Regions from separate parts of the Homo sapiens genome. Here regions 2, 3 and 4 are each linked to region 1. A link is an interaction called in ENCODE POLR2A ChIA-PET data of the cell type or tissue named here. Cell type or tissue: OCI-LY7. All regions are shown on one strand. Each heading gives the region's core, and the rest is flanking DNA. Links, peaks and the distances in the headings are about the cores only. Region 1 overlaps CCDC191 (coiled-coil domain containing 191). Region 2 overlaps TIGIT (T cell immunoreceptor with Ig and ITIM domains). Region 3 overlaps QTRT2 (queuine tRNA-ribosyltransferase accessory subunit 2). Region 4 overlaps QTRT2 (queuine tRNA-ribosyltransferase accessory subunit 2).

Evidence for each region. Peaks named below come from ENCODE experiments on the same cell type or tissue, not always from the same donor. Only the 100,000 strongest peaks of a DNase experiment are listed, where the experiment ranks them.
Region 2: POLR2A ChIA-PET joins it to region 1 with 8 read pairs; 2 of 35 experiments call an interaction of 5 or more read pairs at or near these places.
Region 3: POLR2A ChIA-PET joins it to region 1 with 6 read pairs; 3 of 35 experiments call an interaction of 5 or more read pairs at or near these places.
Region 4: POLR2A ChIA-PET joins it to region 1 with 5 read pairs; 6 of 35 experiments call an interaction of 5 or more read pairs at or near these places.

Annotation. Positions count from the first base shown.
Region 1 is chr3:114,002,535-114,008,786 of GRCh38, forward strand. It overlaps CCDC191 (coiled-coil domain containing 191), which reads right to left. Exons shown (of 17, transcript NM_020817.2): 10 at 2,974-3,428; 11 at 2,103-2,212; 12 at 1-4. The region is part of intron 1 of LOC105374048 (a long non-coding RNA gene); the gene reads left to right. Among named protein-coding and RNA genes, the nearest start is that of CCDC191, 51 kb to the right of the region's middle. RefSeq lists enhancers at 2,841-2,970, 3,201-3,250. In OCI-LY7, for the core only: a CTCF peak has its summit at 3,025 (motif pointing right); a DNase peak (open chromatin) is centred at 3,087; H3K4me3 peaks cover 1,810 bases; H3K27ac peaks cover 4,808 bases.
Region 2 is chr3:114,298,134-114,303,133 of GRCh38, forward strand. It overlaps TIGIT (T cell immunoreceptor with Ig and ITIM domains), which reads left to right. Exons shown (of 4, transcript NM_173799.4): 3 at 1,464-1,570. Among named protein-coding and RNA genes, the nearest start is that of TIGIT, 6.6 kb to the left of the region's middle. RefSeq lists enhancers at 1,017-1,518, 1,519-2,018. In OCI-LY7, for the core only: CTCF peaks have their summits at 1,478 (motif pointing left) and 1,679; no DNase peak of the experiment used is centred there.
Region 3 is chr3:114,071,212-114,077,463 of GRCh38, forward strand. QTRT2 (queuine tRNA-ribosyltransferase accessory subunit 2) reads left to right here. Exons shown (of 10, transcript NM_024638.4): 7 at 5,532-5,731. Among named protein-coding and RNA genes, the nearest start is that of QTRT2, 18 kb to the left of the region's middle. In OCI-LY7, for the core only: no CTCF peak of the experiment used is centred there; no DNase peak of the experiment used is centred there.
Region 4 is chr3:114,059,677-114,065,928 of GRCh38, forward strand. It overlaps QTRT2 (queuine tRNA-ribosyltransferase accessory subunit 2), which reads left to right. Exons shown (of 10, transcript NM_024638.4): 3 at 5,561-5,781. The coding sequence starts at 5,582. Among named protein-coding and RNA genes, the nearest start is that of QTRT2, 6.1 kb to the left of the region's middle. In OCI-LY7, for the core only: no CTCF peak of the experiment used is centred there; no DNase peak of the experiment used is centred there.

The sequences.
Region 1 (6,252 bases), core at 684-5,683:
ATAGCTAGAAAATAGTAACAGAGTTCTAATATTTTTTATATTGAAAAAATATGAGGAATACTGCAAGAGAAATGTCTCCATTTCATAGTAAAATTTAGTGTTATTATTAGGGTTTTCTTGTAAGTTGAATGTTCACAATCTCAGAAAATATATAGAGATAAACAGAACTTATATACTCTACAGGTTAAAGACCTATTATCCCATCCTCAGCAATGAGGAACAATTTATAAATTAATTATTTTGTTTACATTTTTATTAAAATAATTGTTTACTGATTTATAATGTGCCTTGATGATACTTTTAGTATATGAAACCCAGAAACCAGAATTCTAATTTGATTATATGTTTGATGAATGCAGAAAACTTTAATTACATCTAACAAGTACTTTGAGAGTAGAATCGTTCCTCAAATCCTATTGAATCTGCTAATTTTTCTTAAGTCACTGTACATATGTCTGTATATATAAGAATAACAACAAACAAACTAAAGTTTGGGGTCACGATGAATATATTTGAATCTAGTTTTAAGGCCTGGATATACAGATGGGCAGGAAATGGAATTGTACCAGGCATTTGGAGAACTGGCATCTGAATGAATTTGAGTGTCAGACTCCTGTTCTTGACAGGCTATTAAATATCGATCCAAAAGAAACAAATGTGCAAGATGGTCTGATAATATGACTCTATAATCAGTTGGGGCTTTCATAGGAAGAGGGGCATGGATGGGAGGAGTATCAAGTTCTGCTCACCTAAGCCAGCCAATAGTTACTTTCAGTTCCTTGTGCCATATTTTAGAGAAAAGAATTTAAGTCCAAGTTTTAAGAATTAATAAACAAAAAACTCACCAGGCTATTTCTTACAGTTATTAAGTGTCTGCTTTGCTGAAAAAGAATGGTAGTGCCACAGATGGCGAGAGTGAAATTGTCTCTAAGAAGGCAGAAATAGACTAGGGGATTAAAGTAAGAGACCCCTAAGAAGCAGAGTCTCTGGTAATATGCCCTTTGCCCATCTTTTCTAGATCTAATCATCAAAAGACTACTTGAAAGTAGACTGGGCTTCTAAAATAGCTAACTCCTTGACCAAACAATAATTTTAAAAAAATAATCATACTTAACTGGGTATTTACTGACCAAGCTTAATGATAGGCAAAGACAGCATAAATTGCTGTCCTGGCAGATAGTTAATGCAAAGACTGCCAATTTCTTCATTAATAGGAATTGACTGCAGGCACAGTGTCTTTCATTTGTAATTACTTCTTGTTAAACCAGCAATCTTGTCACAGGTAAAAAATCAAATTTACAAACCACAATATAATTGTCAAAGTGCCAACCACCACATGCAAACATAAGTACAGTGAAGGACTAAGCATATAGTAAAAACAATTAGCAGATTCACTAGGTGGGTTCTGAAGAATGCTTCTATTCGTATAGTTTAGTTTAAATAAGGGTTTCTGGCCAGGTGCAGTGGTTCATGCCTATAATCCCAACACCTAGGGATGTTGAGGTGGGAGGACTCCTTGAGGCCAGGAGTTTGAGACCAGCCTGGGCAACACAGGAAGACCCTGCCTGTACCAAATAAATAAATGTTTCTAGATGCATCAAAAATGTTATCAAATTAACATATCTGGTTTGTAGGTTTTATTACTAAAATCCTATCAACAAGTTATAATATTATAAAATAATAACTTATCTTGGATTACTGTAAACTGATCAAATTTGAACATTAACAAAGTACAATGACAGGTGTCCTTTATCAGTGTTTGTCCTTGGCAGTTACTCAGAGTTTTCTCATTTGTGTAATTATTCCTTTTTTTTTCACAATCCAAATCTCAAATTACAGAAAAATGATATACCTTTCAGCTATGTTTTTTTGTGTGTGTGTTGGCTGGGAATGCCAAAAAGGTTGGCAAAAGGGGCAGGAAAAAAGTAGTGGGGCTCTCTGGTGTACTCCACTCCTCACATGTCTACCATTCTGAGATTTTTGATGTCAGGTTCTGCCAAGTCTCAAAACCTCAAGAGTTGCCAGAATTCAGTCCCAGTGTACACATTCTACTCTAGGAGAGAAGATAACAACCACCAAGGCCACCACCGAGACAGCCCTGCCTTTTAGTATGGGATGCGGTGTCATCAATTGCTTTGGTTTCCTTCTGAGTCCAGAAAGAGAATTTCGGGAGTCACTTCTGCCTTCAGTCCCAGGGGAAGCAACAGGTGAACTAGGGAAAAAATAAAGGAAAGGAATTTAGACTACTAACCAGTTTCCTTCAAACTCCTTTGACCTGAGATGCTCAAAGCCTTTTACAGACCTTAATGAATCCCTACTCTCTGAGATAACTACATATTATATCCACTCCATAAATATGTGTAATGAGGTATGGAAAGGTTGTGTGATCGGCATGAGTCTACACAGTGAGTCAGGTACTGTGACTCCCATCCTAATGCTTCAAATCCATAGGTGTCACCACATCTTATCCTACCATTTACCACATGCAATGAGTATGTCTCAAGCACAACTGAAACCATCTTACGTGGCTTTTGAGAAACTTGGGCTCTTATTTGAGGCTCAAAGATGTTTTGTTTTATCCCTAACAACTACAAATTTAAGCTAGGAAATAAGCCAGCCCAGGGGCTGCTCCATGTGGACCTGATGTTGTCTGACTTGGCTTCTCAGCACTTAACATAGCTAGAAACCCAGAAATAGAGCAAGACAGCATTTTTCTCTTTAACTGGCATAGTAACAGAGATCCTCAAAGGCAGCCGTGACCCAAATGCTAACAGTATAACTGGATCCTTACAGGCATCCTTGACTATCTGTGCCTGTCATATACTAGTCATAACTAGGCTTCTTTGCTTTGAGAGTGCAAAATCAAGGAAAAGGAACAATCATGGGGCTCAGAAGCAGGGCAAAGAAGCTCAGGAGCCCAAAGTGAAAAACCCCTTAAAATGAGTCCAGCGAGTTCTGATAGAACAGACATACTTCACAAGCATCTGGCAGGTTCTTGGTTCCTCTTCTCTGGGCTTTGACAGCAGGTGGCTCTGTGCTTCTGTGACTGCTAAGGCATGCTCTGCTGCCCACTGAGCCTCTGCCAGCTGCAGGTTTTTCTTCAGCTCGAGAATTGTTTTCTGCTGTTCCTGAAGTTTCTTCTTTTGCTTCTCAATCAGCTGTTGCTGGAAGACATGGCGGTTGTGGAAATGACCCAAGCAAAGCGGTTCTGCTTTCTGGCTGGTAGTTCTGAGTGTCTCGTTGCTGCCAGGCTGTTGAGAGGGTTCAGCACCCAGGGTCTTGTGCTGCTTATTGCCAGGTGCACTCAGAGAGACATTCTGAAGGGAACCCTGCAAGTTGCCTGTTGTTGTTCTTCCCAGGGGAGGACTGAGCATACAACCACTGCTTCCCAAGGGAGGCTTTTCCCACAAAGGGGGCACAGCAGTCTCCTGAGAGAGAGAAACATGTTATAGCTCAACTATTTAAAGGACTGTGCTGATGAAATCCAACATTTATGAGGTCAGTATTGTTTTGTTTAATGGCACAACTGCCATGTATTGCAGGTAAAGGTGGTCTGTGCTCCTGGCCTGGCTACCTCAGAGGCCACCACTCTTAAAACATGCATTGCTGCTCACCATGAAAACTGGGAGAGTGGCCGGCTGTGGTGGCTCATGCCTGTAATCCCAGCACGTTGGGAGGCCGAGATGGGCAGATGACTTAAGGTCAGGAGATTGAGATCAGCCTGGCCAACATGGTGAAACCCTGTCTCTACTAAAGGTACAAAAGTTGGCCAGGCATGGTGGTACGCACCTGTAATCCCAGCTACTCAGGAGGCTGATGCAGGAGAATCGCTTGAACCTGGGAAGTGGAGGTTGCAGTGGGCTGAGATTGTGCTACTGAACTCCAGCCTGGGCAACACAGCGAGACCCTGGCTCAAAAAAAAAGAAAACTGGGAGAGTGGCTACAGCTGTATGAACCATTGCCATGGGCCAGGACATTCGTAATAGCAAAAATCTTCTCTTATAAATTTCTAATTTGGACAGTTCATTTGTGAATTAGGCAAGGTTACTCCAGATATATATATATATATATATATATATATATAAATATATATATTTTATATATAAAAAACATGAATTTAATATGCATAAATTGACTCTGAATTTTAGTGGAAATTTGAAGATGTTGTGGCAAAGGATATATTCTTTCTCGAGAATGTCTGAAAACCAAAGAATATCTTTACAAATGAATAATATATCTCTTTTCTTTCAATGCCTCTCCTGACACTAGTAAATTAATCATATGCCATAGTATAGGATATTTAGTTATTTCAGCATCAAGGTCCCGTTAAAGCCTAGCTAACCGTTTCCAGCTATTCCTGAACTATCTATGGGTGGGAAATATTTGGAAGCTCAGGATCACTGGGCAAATATCTGCATTACAAACTATCTATGGGTGGGAAATATTTGGAAGCTCAGGATCACTGGGCAAATATCTGCATTACATAAGAATAATGTTACCTAATAATATTTTGTATTAGCATATCACTAGTTTTCAAAGCTTTATTACATAAATCCCATTTAATAGACTGAGGTACCATACTCAATTACAAGTTCTATACAGAGGGGAAGGAAACAAGAATTTTTATTTAGAAACAGCTATCTTGGCCAAAATAATGTCATATTAAAGTGTCTCTTCTAGAATGGTTTGAGTCCATGTTCTAAGGTCTAAGTTTTTGATTCTGCCATCTGCAATGGCTTAAAGAGAAAAATGCTATGAGCTATCTAAATATCAGAAGCTTCTTGTTCTAACAGGACCCCATCCTTAGGGACTCAAAAATATTTTTCACGATTATAGAAATGCTTTCCATAGACTCAACTGAAATGAAAGATGTGATATATGGAAACTCTGACATGTTAAACACTTTTAAAAGTAACCTTTTATTTCAGTAATGTCAGTGAACACTTATTCATGAGAACACCTGCTTAAGCAATTTATATCAAGCAGGGTATATGTTTTAGGTTCTTTTAAACTTGGTGGTAATGACACCTTATTAACCTAGCAAGACTGTGTCAAAGCCCTGAGTAAAGCGACAGGGTTTCTTTTGGATCATGGTAACTTTTTAACATGAAAATAAAGAACATGAAGGAAAAGCTTAGTGGTACAGATAGTACTTAATAGAGCAGGAGTGAATGGTCTGACTTAATTAGAGAAAATCACCTATTAGCTAACTGATAATTTTGGAAAAATTCAAGGTACAGTTTGTGTGTTCTTAGTACATGAGTTCCTATGACTGTATAATTAATGAGCATCTAACTAAAGATTTTATATTTTCACTTGGTCATGTTTTGCTGTACACGCTGGAAAAAGATTAGTTTACTTAGTCTCTACAGGGTCTATTGTAGCCCTCTATTATCATTTGCTCCATTTTTAACAATACTGTCCTTTCTTGATAAAGTCTTTTGTTCTTGATTTCAGAGATTTGGAGTCTTTTGTTCCCTTGAGTCTAAATATATATAAATTACTATATATATATTACTATATATATAAATTACTATATATATTACTATATATATAAATTACTATATATATTACTATATATAAATTACTACATATATATAGTAATTTTTCTGTTTTGCACAGGTAAAAAATACTTTCTGCTGACTTTTTTTTTTTTTTCATTTAAGAACAGTGGCACTTTGTAAGGTAAAAGGTTCCATACAGCTCTTTCTTAAGATAGAAGTCTGTCTTGGGTCTCAATGGAGACAAAATTATCTGCCATAAAGGTAGATACATTGCCTAGGGGAAGGGACCAAAATGTTACACATAAGTCCCAACAAGCATCTTCCTGATCCCCCCTTGCTCAGAGAATAAGCTTAAATTAAAACTAGCCTACTTGCTAGCAATAATCAGGGTAAAAAGCAAGGCTGGGGACCCTCTAGTGCACAATTTAATTTCACATGTCTGAATTAAGTACTTAACAGCATTATGTGGAGGGTGGAGGTGAGGGGGTAGAAGCTCTTCTCCACAAGGTTTTCTAAACATGACAAGAGCAGTGATAAAAGAAGAAGCCGACAGGATTGACTTTATAAAAACTAAACAACTGTGTATAATACCAAACACCATAACTAAACCAAAAAGACAAATGACAAAATGGAAAAAATGTTTGCAATATATAATAATAAAAGCATCAATAGTCTTAAAATATAAAGAACTCTTATAAATAAGAAAAAGATATCAAATAGAAAAATGGACAAAGGGCATGAAGAGACA
Region 2 (5,000 bases), core at 1-5,000, 290 kb after region 1:
CCTTATACAGAGTCTGCCCCTTCCCCACCCTGCATGTAGTGATGTCATGCTTACTCAGGGCTGCTTCTGTTTCAAAGACCTTGATATCTTTGTTCTATGACCATAACTGTGAATGGAGACATTGGTGCTTTTATTTCAAACCAAAAATTCCAAATGAAATTGATACATCTAATATCCCAAGTTCCACTCTGGTCCCAATTGTATCTCGAACTTATCCTTAAACCTAACCAAACTCATTATCATAATCTTCCCTAAACCTCAACATGCTTTTCACTCCATCTATCTTCATCTGTCCCCAAGGTGTAAGAGAACCCAGGCCTAACCCTGCCTCCAATCTGGCTCTGTCCCCAAACTGATCATATATCCTTTCCTGGTTTTATGGATAGCCCTCTGCAGCCCCTCTTACCTGCTGCAGTGTGTTCTCTATGACCCCTGTGCTTTCCATCTGTCCTCTTTACTCCAGAGCTAACTGTATGGCTATGGCTAACCAGAAGCCGTCCTGGCCAACTGTGACTGAGTCCCTCAAGGCAGGAGGAACATGTTCTGGGGAATTTGAATTGTGCAGGCACCACCCTTGTCTTATGGATTGGATTCCTAAGCCACCTTTTAGCAACCCAGACCCTTAGGTAGAGGGATGAGATGTGAGGCTTCTGCTGCATCCTTTGAAGACTCCCCTGGATACCTGAGCCCTACCTGAGCTGCTGGGGCAGACTGGAAACCTACCTACAGCGCAGCATGCATGGGGGTGATGGTGTTCTTTTTCTCACATTCTTCTTGGGTCAGATCTTACTCATCTCTTCAAAACTCCCCTCCTGCATCTTCTTGCTTCCACTTACATGTTATCTCTTAATGAAATGCACTAGTTCATGATTTCACTTATGCCACAAATATTTATATTTACTGAGCATTCGCTATGTGTCAGATGCTGAGAAAACAGCAAAGGATAAGAGTCCAGAGCCTCATGCCCTCCAGGGTTTCACAGCCTAGCTGGAAATAAGTGTTATAGGCTTAAGGGAAAAGGTTACATACTTTTTTTCATTTTTGTAATTTAATGTTAACTTTATTTTAATTTTGAATTAAATATTTTTATTGATATGATTTCATATTTGAAGTTCAATAAAAGAAAATATTCACTTTCTGAGTTTTTTTCTGGAACTACTATTTGTTTCATTTCATGATTACCAAAAATGATTTTGTCAAATAGAAGAAACGAATGTTAAAATGACCTGCTCTGGTATCAAATATACAAGGTACACCACTGCTGAAAATATCAGTCATTGATTTCATGATGGGCCAGATGGATACTCTGCTGTTCAAAGTGTTGGGCTTAAAGGCTCCAGTCCCATGGTTACACAAAGGGCTTGGCCAATCCTCCCCTCTCTGCCGTGAAGCTCAGGCTGCCCTGGGGAAATCAGCTTCACTTCTGGCTTCTGCCACTCATCTCTGTTTTGTCCTCCCTCTAGTGGCTGAGCACGGTGCCAGGTTCCAGATTCCATTGCTTGGAGCCATGGCCGCGACGCTGGTGGTCATCTGCACAGCAGTCATCGTGGTGGTCGCGTTGACTAGAAAGGTAATGGCTCCGGCTGCACACCGCAGTCATGGGCACCCCCACGTCTGGCACCCGGGTCCTTTCAGGTTCTCTTTCCACCCAGAGAGAGACCCAGATGTGATCTTCCCGAGTGCTCTTTGTGCCTTTTTCCTGGCATTTGTTCTGCCTATTAGTGCAGTTATTTATGCTCTTCCGTTGTCCCTCTCATAGGGAGGGACCCCCTGGACAGCTGGACCTGTTTCCTACCCATCTTGCTGTCATTTGTAACTCCTGGTTTCTGCTTATCCCTTAAGCCACTGCTCTGAGAGTTTAATTTATCTACTATGATTTTGATGCATCGTGGGCATCTATATATGCTAGAGCTTTCTGCACATTAGCTCTTTTGATTATTACAACTCTCTGGTAGTGCTAGGTTACCCAGCATGTCTGTAGAATGAGAAATAAACACTCCAAAAATGTAGGGTTAGGCCAGGAGCTGTGGCTCACACCTCAGAAGCCACAGATATGGCTGGTGCTATTGGGAAAGTCAATGATCTGTAATATTTTCATTTATGTGTTGGCTATCACAATAGACATAATTCCACCCACTCGGGAGACTGTGGCGGGAGGATCACTTGACTCTAGGAGTTCAAGGCTGCAGTGAGCTATGACTGCACTCCAGCGTGGGCAACAGAGCAAGACTCTATCTCTAAAAAAAAAAAAAAATTGGTGGTAAAGTGGGCATGGCAAGATCAGCAGGTTGTAAATCCTCTGTTTAGCTTAAGAGCTTATGTGGCTGAAAGAGTAATGAATGGGGAATTGAAAGATCTAGTTTCTAGTTTTGGCACTGAGTGTATGCTTTTAGGAAAGTTACTTAATCTTTCAAGGTCTTCATTTCCTTATATATAAAATGGGGATTTGTCTTAGTCTATTTTCTGCCGCTGTAACAGAATACAATTATTGGGAAATTTATAAAGAAAAGAAGTTTATTTGGCTCATGGTTCTGGAGGCTGGGAAGTCCAGGAGCATGGTGTATTTGGCGAGGTTCATCCCACGGCAGAAGGCATCATGTGATGAGTGCATGCATGTGAGAGAGAGAGAGAAATGAGGCCAAATTCATCCTTTTAATTAGGAACTTACTCCCATGATACCTAACCCACTCCTGAGATAATGGCATTAATCCCTTCATGAGGGCAGATCTTCATGGCCTAATCACCTCTTAAAAGCATTACCACTTAATACTATTACAATGGTAATTAAGTTTCCAACACATGGCCTTTTGGGGGACACATTAAAACCATAGCTGTATTATAATTCGGCTTACTCTATATCATAGAGTTGTGATGAACAAGTGGCATATTTCATGTAAAATCTTTATAAATAACAAAGAATTATATCAGTGAAATTTATGTCATCAGCTACTGGTATTGATTGGGAGGAGTGAAAGAATTTCCACTCCTTGTTTTGTCTGATCTCTTGGGCCCTTTAAGTCAGCTCAGCCCAGGTCACCTTAATTCAAGTCACCACATAAATATTTTGGGAAACACAAGTTTGTAATTTCTACCTTTACCCCAGACCCTCCACCTGAGATCCTAACCCACTTTTCCTCCAACTCTAATTCCATTCAATTAACAACTCAGTTCTGCAGCCTGGTTGAACTGCAGTGGCTGAGACATGGCTGGTGCTATTGGGAAAGTCAATGATCTATAATATTTTCATTTATGTGTTGGCTATCACAATAGACATAATGAGGAAATGAACCCTCTATGGGAAGGTGAGGACAAGAGAAATGATTGAATAGAGGGGGGAGGTGAAGAAGATGAAAGTTGATCTCTTAGCTGGGAAGGGAGCTGCTATGGTGGTTGGTGAACAGGTTCTCTGCTGTTAGCAGTGTCCTGATGGTCTGGAATAAAAGAATCAAAGGCTCTTTAGAAGGAGCTGAACAACTTTTCCTGTTAAGGATTCAAGACTGGTTAATTTTCATTCTGGGCACCTGGACTAACTTTGGTCATCTGGAGGGTAGAGAAAGAGAAAAAGGTGAAGAGACCTATTGAGTCCTGTTGCTCCCTTTCTACAGTGTTTGATTCCCCAGCCCTCTCTGACATTTCCACTGCTTCCTGTGTAGTGTGGGTCCTCTCTGCATCTTTCCTGTGCTTTGGATATAGTTGTCAGTCTTCTGTCTCTCTCTCCTTGCTCAAAGCATTTTATAGTTGCATTATTCAGGGTTCCAGCAGGGAACATGTAGTACTCAAACTGGGTTGTTTGAAGACAGTTTAATAATAGGATTTCCAGAAGTCTAGTAGGATGTAAGGACACCACAAGGAGGAGTAGCAAGGTGCTGTAACCATTCCTAGTTCTTCAAAGGGTAGGGGAGGGGCTAATTATTGGAGCCTGGAAGGAGAGAGTTATGTGGAGGGGTCTCCTTCAGAAGTGCTGTAGTCTTTGCTGGAGGGTCACAACCAGTCCAAGGCCACCCTGCAGAAAGAACAAAGGGAACTACATACCCTCATCTCATTCCTCTCTCCATTCCCCTACTGTTGCTTTGCATTGGCTGACCTCAAACTTAGGATGGAGGATAAGGGGACTCATTGATGTAGTACATTTAGTACAGTCTTCATAGGGCACAGAATAGGGTGGAGAAGGTTAGAGAGCAGAGCCAAGAGGCAAATGGCTGGTATCCATTCAAGTAGTGCTCATAGACATGAACACTGGACAAAGGATCTTGACTTTCCACAGGGTTGGCTGGCTTCAGCCTTCTCTCTTGTAGTCTTGACCTCTTTTGATTATGTATGTAAGCAATACCCTTCTTGGCTGCCCAGCTGTATCTCTCCTGGGCACACTGTGCTCTATTAACCATTTTAATATTCCCATGGATCAGGCTTTCTTGGCTCCCATTGAAGTAATTACATCCATTTTGTTTCTTTAAGTGCTGCTATCTGTTCTGTACTATTTTGGGATCTCCTCATCCTCATTGCTACTAGGAATCCAGTTCTGTAAAAGCATCTCCTATTTTAGCCCTAGCCTATAGAGGAGAGATGCCACCAAACTTCTCAATGATGCTGGAGCTCCCCTAGCACATTCTTTTCCAGCTTAGTAAAAGGGATATTCTTTTTCTTTTTCCTTTTTCCCCTTTATTGTTGCTATTATCTTAAGGGATGTTCTCTGGATCTTCCCTAGAAAAGTCAATATAATCAGCTATTGGATTTTGGAAATTATTCAGTACAGGGATTGGCAAAATTTCTCTGTAAAGAGGCAGATAGTATATCTTTTTGGGTTTGTAGGTCATATGGTCTCTGTTGCAACAATTCAACTCTGCCATTGTAGTGTGAAAGTGCTATAGATTATATACAAATGAATGACTATGACTCTGTTCCAACAAACCTTTATTTATAAACACTAAAATGTTAATTTCATATAATTTTTATGTGTAATAAAATATTCGTTTTTCTTTCTATAAATTTTTATGTTTTAA
Region 3 (6,252 bases), core at 739-5,738, 69 kb after region 1:
TTTTATCTCCACAAACCTGTTCTTGCTTTTGCTCTTCCTCAATACTTTATCTCCATTTATGGCATCCACCAAGCTCCTCAGCCCAGAAATTTGAGCTTTTCTTTTTCTTTTTTGAGTCTCACTCTTGCCCAGGCTGGAGTGCAGTGGTGCTATCTCAGCTCGCTGTAACCTCTGCCTCCCAGGTTCAAGGGATTCTGCAGCCTCAGCCTCCCGTATAGCTGATATTACAGGCATGCACCATCACACCCGGCTAATTTTTGTATTTTTAGTAGAGACCGGGTTTCACCATGTTAGCCAGGCTGGTCTTGAACTTTTGACCTTAGATGATCTGCCCGCCTCTGCCTCCCAAAGTGCTGGGATTACAGGCTTGAGCCACTGTGCCTGGCTAAGAAATTTGAGCTTTTCAAGACTCCTTTTTTTCATTCACATTTAATATCCCACTGTTCACTCTTCCTTGATTCCATTTGCCTAAATATGTCTAGAATCTTCCCCTCCTTATTGCCACCTTAAGCCGTAACTGCATCATCTCTTACGTATGTAATTACCTTTGAATTCTTCTCTCTGCCTCCATTCTCATTTTTATCCAATCCATCTTTCAGCCCTGTTATCCAAAAGATCTTTGTAAAGCACAAACAAGAGCTCCTTGCCCACTTCCCTAAAAGAATTTAATGACTCTCCACTTCAACTCTTACATGGCATGGACAGCCTGCTGTGATGTGGCCTCTACCTACTCCTCCAGCTCACTGTGGGCTACTTTTTCCTGTGACTTGCACTCTGACCTTTCTGAGTTGCTTGGAATTCCTTGAGGCATTAGCTTGTTTCATTCTGTACACGGATTTCCTTCTGGACTGTTTCTTGTTTCTGCTTTTCTTATCTCTAGCTATATTCCCTCTTTTGTTTCCACATGAGGCTCATTTCATTCCATGTATCATTCATTTTTTTTTTCTTTTCTTTTGAGACAGTCTCACTCTATTGCTCAGCCTATCAGGCTAGAGTGCAGTGGGGCAGTCTTGGCTCACTGCAACCTCCAACTCCAGGTTCAAGCAATTCTCCTGCCTCAGCCTCCAAGTAGCTGGGATTACAGGCATGCGCCACCGTGCCTGGCTAATTTTTGTATTTTTAGCTGAGACGAGGTTTCACGATGTTGGTCAGACTGGTCTTGAACTCCTGATCTCAGGTGATCCACCCACCTTGGCCTCCCGAAGTGCCATGTGTCATTCTGTAGAACTGGTTCCTGATAGTTCCAGGGAATTCAATTCATTCTTTGCTACCCCTTTAATTAGTATGTAGCTATATTTTAGCCCCAATCATATTGTATTTCAATGATTTCTTTATGCATTTGTCTTCATTAAACTGTGGCCTCTTTAAGCTCAATTTCTGTGTATAAGTTGGGTATCTTCATCATGCAGCAGAATGCCTTCCCTGTCTTATTCACTGGTTCCTCTTATTCTGAATGCCCTTCAATATTGAAGCTCTCCAAGATTCGGTTGTTGGCTTTCTTTTCTTCTCCATATATTACCTGGGTTAGGGATGGCGAATGGGTTTCATCTGACATATTGTAAGCCCTCAGTAAATGTTTGCTGATGGTGAATGGTTATGATGGGGTGAAGATGAAGCTGTAGTGGTAAATCAGGGATACTGATAGCAGAGTTAATTAAGTGGGAAAAGGATTCAGAGAACAGTAGAGATGAGGGAACAGAAGATAGTGATCAGAGGAGAGAATTTTAATATTTGAGATCATGTATGTGGAGTAATCCTGAGCGATGATCACATCCCACTATGGCAAGCGCATTGAGTTTGAGGAACATCATTATATTGAATTTAGCAATAAAAATATAATTTGGCTAATAAAGTTAATATAAATGAAATAATTAGAGGAAACATAGTTATTCTGAATAGAATTCACAGTATATGTAACAAGAGTTTGGTGTGGGGACATTGCTGTGTGTCTGGGCAGTTAGTGTTGGTGGCTTGCTAGTAATTGTTTTGAGCCAGTCATTATCCTTGTAGGACTAGTAATGTTTGGGTAAGTAGAAAGCAGGACAGCGAGTGTGACAAAGATGATTATTAGAAAGGTCAGATGAGCCTCAAGTCCCTCATCTGTGTTGTTGCAGTCAGCCTCATCATTTCATATTACTTCTGCATATTTGTGGGGGTTTTTTTGTTTTGTTTTGTTTGTTTTTTTGAGATGGAGTTTTGTTCTTGTCGCCCAGGCTGGAGTGCAGCGGTGCGATCTCAGCTCACTGCAACCTCTGCCTCCCAGGTTCAAGCGATTCTCCTGTGTCAGCTTCCTCAGTAGCTAAGACTACAGGCACACGCCACCACACCCGGCTAATTTCTGTATTTTTTGGTAGAGATGGGGTTTCACTGTGTTGGCCAGGCTGGTCTTGAACCCCTGACCTTTTCATTCGCCTGCCTCAGCCTCCCCGAATGCTGGGATTATAGATGTGAGTCACCGCGCCCGGCCTTACTTATGCATATTTATTGGTCAAACGTGTAGTCCCTCTCCATACCCTTTATTATTGTCTTGACATGATTATTAATAGTGCCCCCCCATTCTTCCATTTTAGATAATAAATTATATGATCGTGCTTCTTACACCCAGGAAAGGGAGTTTCCCGAATAGTCATGCTAGTCGTATAAGCAGGCAGGCCTATGTAACTCTCTGCTTTGTGTTTCTGCATACATCTTTTCCCATGATTCCCTCCCTGTCTTATTGACTGGCTCCTCTTATTCTGAATGCCCTTCAATATTGAAGCTCTCCAAGATTCGGTTTTTGGCTTTCTTTTCTTCTCCATATATTACCTGGGTTAGGGATGGCGAATGGTTTCAACCGAGGTGGTCGGGTGCAGCAAGAAGAGAGTCATCTGTTAGTCACATCTGCTGTGGAATCAGGAGTAGAGAGTGGTAGCATCATGCCAAGTGTCTGCCATTCTAGCCTGGGCAATCATGTTTGTATCACACATAGCCTTATCTTTAGGTTCATTTAGGTTCAGTGGCTGAATTAAGATTGCCATTTGGACATCCTGCTGATTCCTCAAATTCAGAACACACAGAACAGAGTAATCATCTTGCTTCATCCACTGTTTTTCTAGGAGTCCCTGCCTTTTGCTCTTATCACCATCTACCTGTACTTGCAAAACAGGAGCCAGGAGTCATTTGAGACTTTGTCTTTATCCTCTCCTTGGACAACTAATCAGTCAAGTTATGTTGATCCTACTTCCTGATAGGTTTCAAGTTTTATCTTTCCTCTTCATCCACACTGCCACTGCCTTAGTCCGGATCATCTCATCTTTCACCTGGATCATTAAAGTTGTCTGCTATTCCATTCTTTAATCGTACTCACCCTTAATTTATTTTTCACACGGCAGCCAAAGTGTTCTTTCTAGAGGAATAGTCTGATTATGTCCCTCCTGCTTAAACTAAAGAGTGAGATTCTCTCTTCACAGTGTTCCAGGCCTCCTCTCCATCCCTTTCTTCTACTGGAGAGCCATTGTTGATTTGTGTATTTTCTTGCAAAACTTATTTTTTGCAATTACATACACATAATTAATACATAGATATACATGGCTGTATTACATCAGTATGATCATATATTCAGCAATTTGCTTGTTTTTCATTTAGCAATATCCTGAAACTCTTTCTCTATAAATGCATATATTGCTATTATCTACTGCATTCTTTTTAAACAGCTGCGTAGGAAGCCATACTGTGTATATATTATGATCTACGTAAGCCTTTACTCTATGGATAAACATTTAGGTTGTTTCCAGTTTTTCATTATTCTAAACATCTTTGTAAATAAACCTTGGCACATGTGAATGAGTATAGGAGAGATTGTTAGAAGTGGAATTTTAGGATCCATAGATAAAAGCTGGACATTTCAATAAGTGCTGTCCACTTTCCTTCCTAAGACGTTGAAATGATTTTTACTCTGTGTTTATCAGGTTATGTACGTACCATTTCCCTTACAGTTTCACCTCTACTATGTTGTTATCTATGTTTTAACCTTTTTGTTATTATATGGGCAAAAATGGTATCTCGTTGTTTCCAATTTTGCATTACCTTACTAACAAGGTTTAGTAGTTCTTCATACGTGTATAGGGCATTCACATTTATTTGTTTGAATTTCATATTTACGTATTGTACCTAGATTTCTATGAGGTTGTCATTCATTTCTTTAGAGTATTGGTTGGAGCTCATTTTATGCTGTAGATATTTAAATATTCCTCCAAAGAGTAAGTTCTCCTTTGCCTTTGTTAATGGTATACTTTAGTAGAGAAGTTTTACTGATTTTTTTTTTTTTTTTTTTTTTGAGACAGACCCTTGCCCTGTCATCTAGGCTGGAGTGCAGTGGCGCAATCTCCACTCAGCGCAGCCTCCTCCTCCTCGGCTCAAGCGATTCTCCCACCTCAGCCTCCCGAGTAACTGGGACTACAGGTGCATGCTGCCACACCCGGCTGATTTTTGTATTTTTAGTAGAGATGGGGTTTCACAGTGTTGGCCAGGCTGGTCTTGAACTCCTGACCTCAAGTGATCCACCTGCCTCGGCCTCCTGCTGGGATTACAGACATGAGCCACCATGCCTGGCAAGTTTTTGTACTCAAACTTGTCAACCTTTTCCTGTAAGCTTTAGCTTGTTTAGGAAGGCATTCCTTACCCCAAGATTGTAAAAATACTCAATATATTCTTCTAAAACTTGTATAACCATATTTTTTATGTTTAGCTATTAGGTCCATTGAATTTGTTTTTAAAATGGATGGTGTGTAGTAGTGGTCTTTATTTTATTGGTTTGTGAGTAGATAGTCAGTTGTCTCAACAGTTTCTAAGTTCCTAAAGTTATCTCTAGCTAAGAGACTTGGAGGTAGTCTAAAGCAGGCCTGGATAGTCATTTCACAAATTAAAACTCTTATTTTGTCCTTTTCCTCTTGAACCTGTTTAGTGTACATTTTATTTATTTACTTATTTTTCTTGAAACATGGTCTCACTCTCTTACCCTGGATGGAATGCAGTGGCACAGTTTCAGCTTACTGCAACCTTCGCCTCCCGGGCTCAAGCCACCCTCCCACCTCAGCCTCCCGAATAGATGGGACTACAGGCACAAGCCACCGTGCCCAGCTAATTTTGTTTTTTTATTTTTTGTAGAGACCAGGTGTCGCTATGTTGCCCAGGCTGGTCTTGAAATCCTGGGCTCAAGTGATCCTCCTGCCTCGGCTTCCCAAAGTGCTGGGATTACAGGCCTGAGCCACCACACCTGATCTAATTTAATCTAAGCCAGAACAAGACTGCATATGTTGAATGCATCTTTTTCCTCAGTCTTTTCTTACCTGATTGGTAAAGTATGTTTTTCAAAGTATGTTCCTCAGAGCCTTAAAGGTTCTTAGGGAGGAGGGAGCACCATCCCCTTTAATGCTTCAACTACAGCAGCTTCACTGAGGTCTCTTCTATACATTGGACTTCCATGTAAGGTTCATTTAAACAAAGGTCTCATACTGAAAATGGTTAAAAACATATCATCCTTCTTACCTCAGGTTCTTCAGAAGAGTGTGATCATTGGAGTGATTGAAGGTGGAGATGTGATGGAAGAGAGGCTGAGGTCAGCACGAGAGACAGCCAAGCGGCCTGTGGGTGGCTTCCTTCTGGATGGTTTTCAAGGAAATCCAACAACCCTGGAGGCTAGACTACGCTTGCTGTCATCAGTCACTGCAGAGCTGCCGGAGGACAAGCCAAGGCCAGTGTTCGGTTAGGACACAGGCTGGCCTCAAGGGATGCAGGGAAGGAGTGCTGGCCGATTGTATATTAAATAGTGTCTGTGCATAGGCATGCCTTTGATGTTTTGTTTATGTCCTTTCTGGGCTGAGTCTGCTGAGGTGCTGAGGCAGACTGTAAGGGGAGTTTCCATCAAGGCTGTCCTGGCCTTGATTTCAGAATGTAGAGTAGAGGATAATTGCCATTTGAATTATGTTATTTGATCCTCCTAAGTGAGAGCAAGTATTATACTGTTTCCCCTCATTCTTGTGCCAATTACAAATATTGTTGTTATAATATGGTACCTGGAGACCAAGTGTAAAGTCACATGGAATGCTGGTTTAAATTGAGGAAAGTTGAGGACAGATCTGGGATGACTAGTGAGAAGATGAGCTCCACCAACAAGAACTTAAGAAGCTCTTAGATTTGAGGCTGGTAGTGAGTGGTGTCAATTTTTGAAATTGAGGGGACTGACAACACTAGTAGGATTGGTTCTTATGTTTC
Region 4 (6,252 bases), core at 773-5,772, 57 kb after region 1:
TAAAATATTTGCATTCATCCCCACAAAACAGAATCACTGACCATGGCAGTTTATTTTAATACTTTTTCTTAAACCCAGTCATCTGCTTTTGCTTCCTTATTTTTCTCTTCGTTAATATGTTGAGTTACTGTGATTAGGGTGGAACTTTTATGAAGCCCCAAACAACAGAAGTGAGTATGTAGCACCAAAATCGTTCACTGTAGAGAAAGCCAAGTAGGTATTTCTCTCCAGCTGGCTGAGTGGGTTCAGTATTCTAAGCTGAGGATTTTGAATTTCATCTTTAAAGTTATTTGGGATTAAAGCATTATATCACAGGAGAGCCCATCTCTGCCTCTAAGAACATGGTGGCCAATGTCCTTTAGAGTTACAAAGGACCTCTAATTACAGACTTTCAGTTAAGAATCAAGAAAGTTGTTTCTTCAGTTGAGGAAAGAGTGGGAAGGGGAGATGAGAGGGAAGGGGAGATGAGAAAGAAGAGAGAAGATGCCTTCAGGACTGAGTGGATGATTAATCACACTTGAGACTCGTTTGTTAAAAGATGGGAACTTCTAGAATATGTTCATTCTTTCCTTACACAAGGATGAAACTAAGAAGTCTTTGAGAGAAAGGTAAGTCTTGGAAGCCAATGGTCTGGGCTTCCAGGTCTGGCTGCCTTTATACTCTTAGAGAATCCTTGTGTCCAACCTTGGAGAATCTGAGATTGGTTGTTTGGTCATCTTCGCTTATCTGTGGGGAATATGTTCCAAGACCCCTTGTGGATGCTGGAAACTGCAAATGGTTCCAAACCCCAGATAGATAGGTAGGTAGGTAGGTAGGTAGGTAGATAGATAGATAGATAGATAGATAGATAGATAGATAGATAGATAGATAAGATAGATTAGATAGATAGATTAGATAGATCCAAACCCTAAATAGATAGACAGACAATAGACAGACAGTATGATGTTTCCTATCTATACATACCTATAATAAAGTTTAATTTATTAATTAGGCACAGTAGTAGATGTTAGTCACCTCGGCAAACAGTCTTTTTTCTTTTCCTAGTTGGAGAACTTTAACCTTTTCTCATAAGGGATCACTTTATGGCTTCCCTTTGGCATATCCGTATTGCCAGCATCACAACTCTTGTGCTGTGGGGCCAGTCGTAAGTAAAATAAGGGTAACTTGAACATAAGCACTGCAATACAGTGACGGTTGATCTGATCAATGTGACAGCTCCTAAGTAACTAAGGGGCGAGTGGCGTCTACAGTGTGAAGATGCTGGGCAAAGGGATGATTCACGTCCTGGGTGGAACAGAGCAAAATGGTGAGAGATTTCATTATGCTACTCAGAATGGCATGCAATTTCAAACTTATGTTTATTTCAGGAATTTTCCGTTTAATATGTTTGGACCTCGGATGTCCATGGGTAACTGAAACTGGAAAGCAGAACTGTGAATGGGGGTACTGTGTTAAGAAAACCGATGGGTTTCCTTTTAGTTGCCTTTATGTACCTTCTTCTTCCCATTCTGATTCTATGCTTGCATGGCATATTTGGCTTCATGTATTGCATTCTATAGGGCAAACATGCCACTGACTGATCCACTTTGCTTTTTTCGATTCTCAGAGTAAATAATTGTGCATACTGATTTTATTGTTTAGTCTCTGAGGTTGATAGGTTTGAGCCTGACCCTGAGTGATGGCTCTGTGCTGGGTATATAGAAAAGATCAGGCTCAGCTTACCAGGCAGAAGCCTAAATCCCTTACCAGTGGCCAGCCAGCCCTCCAAGCAGTACAAGACTGTAAGGCACTGGAGGGAGCAGCAGCAGGTGGCTAATCTTTGAGCCCCTGTGTAATTCTGTTGGCACAGGTTAAAGAACTTGACAGCTGCTTTCTTTTATCTCTTTTCTTTCTCTTTCTTTTCTTCTTCTTTGTTTTTAAGACAGGATCTCCCTCTGTTGCCCAGGCTGGAGTGCCAGTGGCGTGATCATGGCTCACTGCAGTCTCTGCCTCCCTGGCTTAAGGGATCTTCCTACCTCAGATTCCCAAGTAGCTAGGACTACAGGTGCATGCCACCATTCCTGGCTAGTTTTTGTATTTTTTGTAGAGACAGGGTTTCATTGTGTTGCCCAGGCTGCTCTTGAACTCCTGGGCTCAAGCGATCTGCCCACCTTGGCCTCCCAAACTGCTGGAATTACAGGCGTGAGCCAATGTGCCCAACCAAAGCCACTTTCTTTTTATGACTTTCCACAGTGTGTTCTAGGGGAAAAAAACAAAAAGATGTTTCATAGATTTCACATATACTTTTGAAAAATCTTGTTATTTTCAGTGGCCATGGTATGCTGCAGGATATTCTAAAAAAAAAAAAAAAAAAATCTGAATGCATCTCCTAGCATGTTAAATTTACTCTCACATAAAAGCCATAATTGGATGGGTGCAGTGGCTCACGCCTGTAATCCCAACACTTTGGGAGGTCAAGGCAGGAGGATCACTTGAGCGCAGGAGTTTGAGACCAGCCTGGGCAACGTAGTGAGACTCCATCTCTCCAAAAAAAGTTTTTTAATTAGTTAGGTGCAGTGGTTGGGCACCTGTGGTCTCAGCTACTTAGGAGGCTGAGGTGGGAAGGTTACTTGAGCCTGGGATGTCAAGGCTACAGTAAGCCGTGATTACACCACTGCACTCCAGCCTGGGCAATAGAGTGAGACCTTGTCTCAAAAAAAAAAAAAAAAAAAAAAAGAATAAAAAGAATACAGGCCTTTTGCAGGAGGCCCAGGTTCTAGACAAGCCTATGACTAAGCAGGCCTAGTCTCAGACTGATTACAATAAAATGGCAGAAGGGGTGATGTGGTGATGAGGAATTCCCAGGTAGGGGTCTCTGGTAGTAATGGAACTCTATAAACTATTTTCAGTATTTCTAAAGTCTAATGGTAATTATACAATACTGGGATATTAAGCACAGTTTTACTAAAGCAATGGGGTTTGTTGTTTTTACCTGGAATTCAGTTAACACAACATGGAAAAGCAGATTATCTCATGCTTGTCAGAAGCTTTGGTTGTCAGTCATTTGTGTCATTTATTAATAAACTGGAGAAACGAGAGCATAAATTTGATGAGGAGAGATAATAAAAGTAACATTCTAGAATCCTATACTTCATTTTTCAAACGTATTAGTTTTACCCAATGAAGGTTCTTCGTGCCTTTATATGAATTTAATTTAAAAAACACTGTTCATGTGTGTACATTTAAACTCTTTACATACTTTACACAGCTCAGATGAGAGAGTATTTTTGGAGTAAGATAGAATTTTTGGAGGAGCCAGCAAGTTCTTGTCTCTAGCCCTTTCTGAAATAGCTTCGGGCAACACAGTTTCTTCCGTTCTCAGACGTATGTGATAGTAGGAAATGCGTAAGTTACTGCAGCATTTAAAAATTCTGGTCCGTTTAATTTTCATTAGTTCTTATTTGTGTTTCAAGAAATCTAGTGTTCCATATTGGTTGATTTCAATATTCAGTCAGAACAACAGGTATTGATTCATGAAGCTTTGAAGTACATTTCTCATCTTTGTGCTTCCCCCTGCTTCAATTCTCCAGAGCTACTTAGATTACAAAAGTCTGTCTTAAATTTCACATTAGAACTCTGTTGGTTTAAAATATAAAATACATTTTTATCACTTGAAATCAGTATTATCTGATAAATAAATAAAGATTACAATTCTTTTATATTTTCTACAGTATGCTTTTATTAGCTTATAAGTATAGTTTTACAGTTTTCTTAAATGAACCTTCTTGTTTTAGCAGTTTTAATGTGTAACAATAGGGTATGTAAAAAAATAGCTTTTATACTATTTATTAAAATATAACCTTTTTTTCCTTACCAGTCTCCATTTATGTGGGTTCTAATGACACTTATTTGTATGTTTCTATCTTAGTGATAACTTGAAATAATGATCTCATAGTTATAGAAAATTGACCAGGCTTTCATCAAACACTTATATTAGTTTTTATAATTTGTGTTTAGCATAAAATCTCTTCTTAGACCATATAGAAAGTAGTTATTCTTTTTTTTTAAGAAAGTAGTTATTCTTATGTCTAAGATTCTAATGACAAAGATGGCTATTTTATTTAAATTTAAGAATTTATGTCTCCTAAAAAAAAGTAATGTTTTTATTCTTGAATATATTTAACTAATGATAGATATGTCTTATTTATTTGGTGACATTTTAACAATGGTTGACTTTCAGAGTATGGTATGCTATAATGCTTAAGAAAATGGGATCTGGCCGGGCACAGTGGCTCATGCTTGTTACCTCAGCACTTTGGGAGGCTGAGGTGGGCGGATCACCTGAGGTCAGGAGTTCGAGACCAGCCTGGCCAACATGGTGAAACCCCATTTCTACTACAAATACAAAAGTCATCTGGGCATGGCGGCACACACCTGTAATCTCAACTACTTGGGAGGCTGAGGCAGGAGAATCTCTTGAACCCGAGAAGCAGAGGTTACAGTGAGCTGAGATCGCTTCACTGCACTCCAGCCTGGGTGACAGAGCGAGATTCTGTGTCCAAAAAAAAATGAAAGAGAGAAAAGAAAAGAAAATTGGATCCTCTCTGATAGCTCATTTGTCAACTAATAAAACTGGGCCTGGCCCAGTTTTTAAGAATTCCAGAAGATATGGTACTTGCTGTAGAGATGTAATGAAGTATTTGTAAAATGTTGGTATGTCTGGTGACATTTAGCCGATGATGTGTGTGCTTATCAAGTTCTGTAGTGCATTTTAAAAGTGGAACCCAGTATTTTGCTTCACTGAATACTAAATCATTTAGGAGCACCCAACAAGTAATTGATAATGTTTTCTGATTTTTTTTCCCTGTATATCTATAGAAGTTAGAAAGTGTATCTTTATTTTTTTCTTTAAACACATATTAGTCTTTCCCAGTTATAAAAGTAATGACACTTTGCTTATGGATTGCGTGTATGCTCCACACAGTTTCTCACTTCTGTTTGGATACCATATAAGAACAAATTGGGAAATAATCCGACCTCAGAGATCTGTTTATGTTTTGACATTTATTTTTCCATATATTTTCATAAACACCAGGATGCTCTTTTCTTCACTTAACAGCATTATTAGGAAAAAATTGCTATATTGCTTAGCCTTCCCTCAAATTGGAGAAAGAAAAAAGTGGATTATATCAATAATCAGTATGGCCTAAGCAGTGTTACTGTTCTCTGTATACATTTTCAAGGCTGAGAGAGCCTTGGCTTCATGGCATTCTTTCCATGATTAGTCTTTCTAATTCTGTTCTTTCATTTGTTTGGTTTTCATCAGCTCAGACAAAAATTCCATGACTAAATTTAAAATTAGTTGATGCCAATATGTGGTTCTGGGACCTTAGGGAAGATGTCTTATTCTCTTTATGTCTTTTCCCATTCCCCCGTTCCTGATATCTATGAAAATATTTAGACTGGAAGCAGTAATAAGCATGCTATCATTCATTTTCCTGAAGATTTTTTTTTTTTGCAAAATGCTTGGCCTCTAGGTGTTGTGAAGCTCCTTCTATACTTAATGCTCTTTTCTTGACAGGACCTAGAAGAATCCCTTAGGATGAAGCTGAGTCTTACCAAGGTAGTTAATGGCTGTCGCCTAGGAAAAATAAAAAACCTGGGCAAAACAGGGGACCACACCATGGATATTCCAGGCTGCCTTCTGTATACCAAGACTGGCTCCGCCCCACACCTCACCCATCACACGCTGCATAATATCCACGGGGTTCCTGCCATGGCTCAGCTTACGCTGTCATCCCTGTAAGTGTTAGAACCAATGATTCAAGTATCAACTGTGGCAGCAGCTTAGTTACCTTAGGTGCAAAAAAGAGAAATATTTTTTTTTGTTCATATATATAAATTGTCGATTTTCATAATGAAATCAGAAGAGAGGTTTCAAATATTATACATCTTCTGGCCCTAATCTGGAAGCCACAGGCCAGACCTATATGTTAGATCTGCTTCACTTTTCCTCCAAACCTACAGTCCCATACTGCCATGTCGCCACTGCTCCCAGGGGTGACAGGGCGGGGAATGTTCTGTGAGAGCTGCATTTGGAGTTCAGGAGCTGTTATCATGCACCAGCCTCAAAGTTTTTTCTGCCTTTGCACATATACTTGCTAATACTACTTTATGGAAACAGAACTAAAGTTAGATCATTTTGTGTAATGTATATACTGACTTTATACTTAATTGAAAAGCCTACTATATGACCAATTAACATAATAGTCT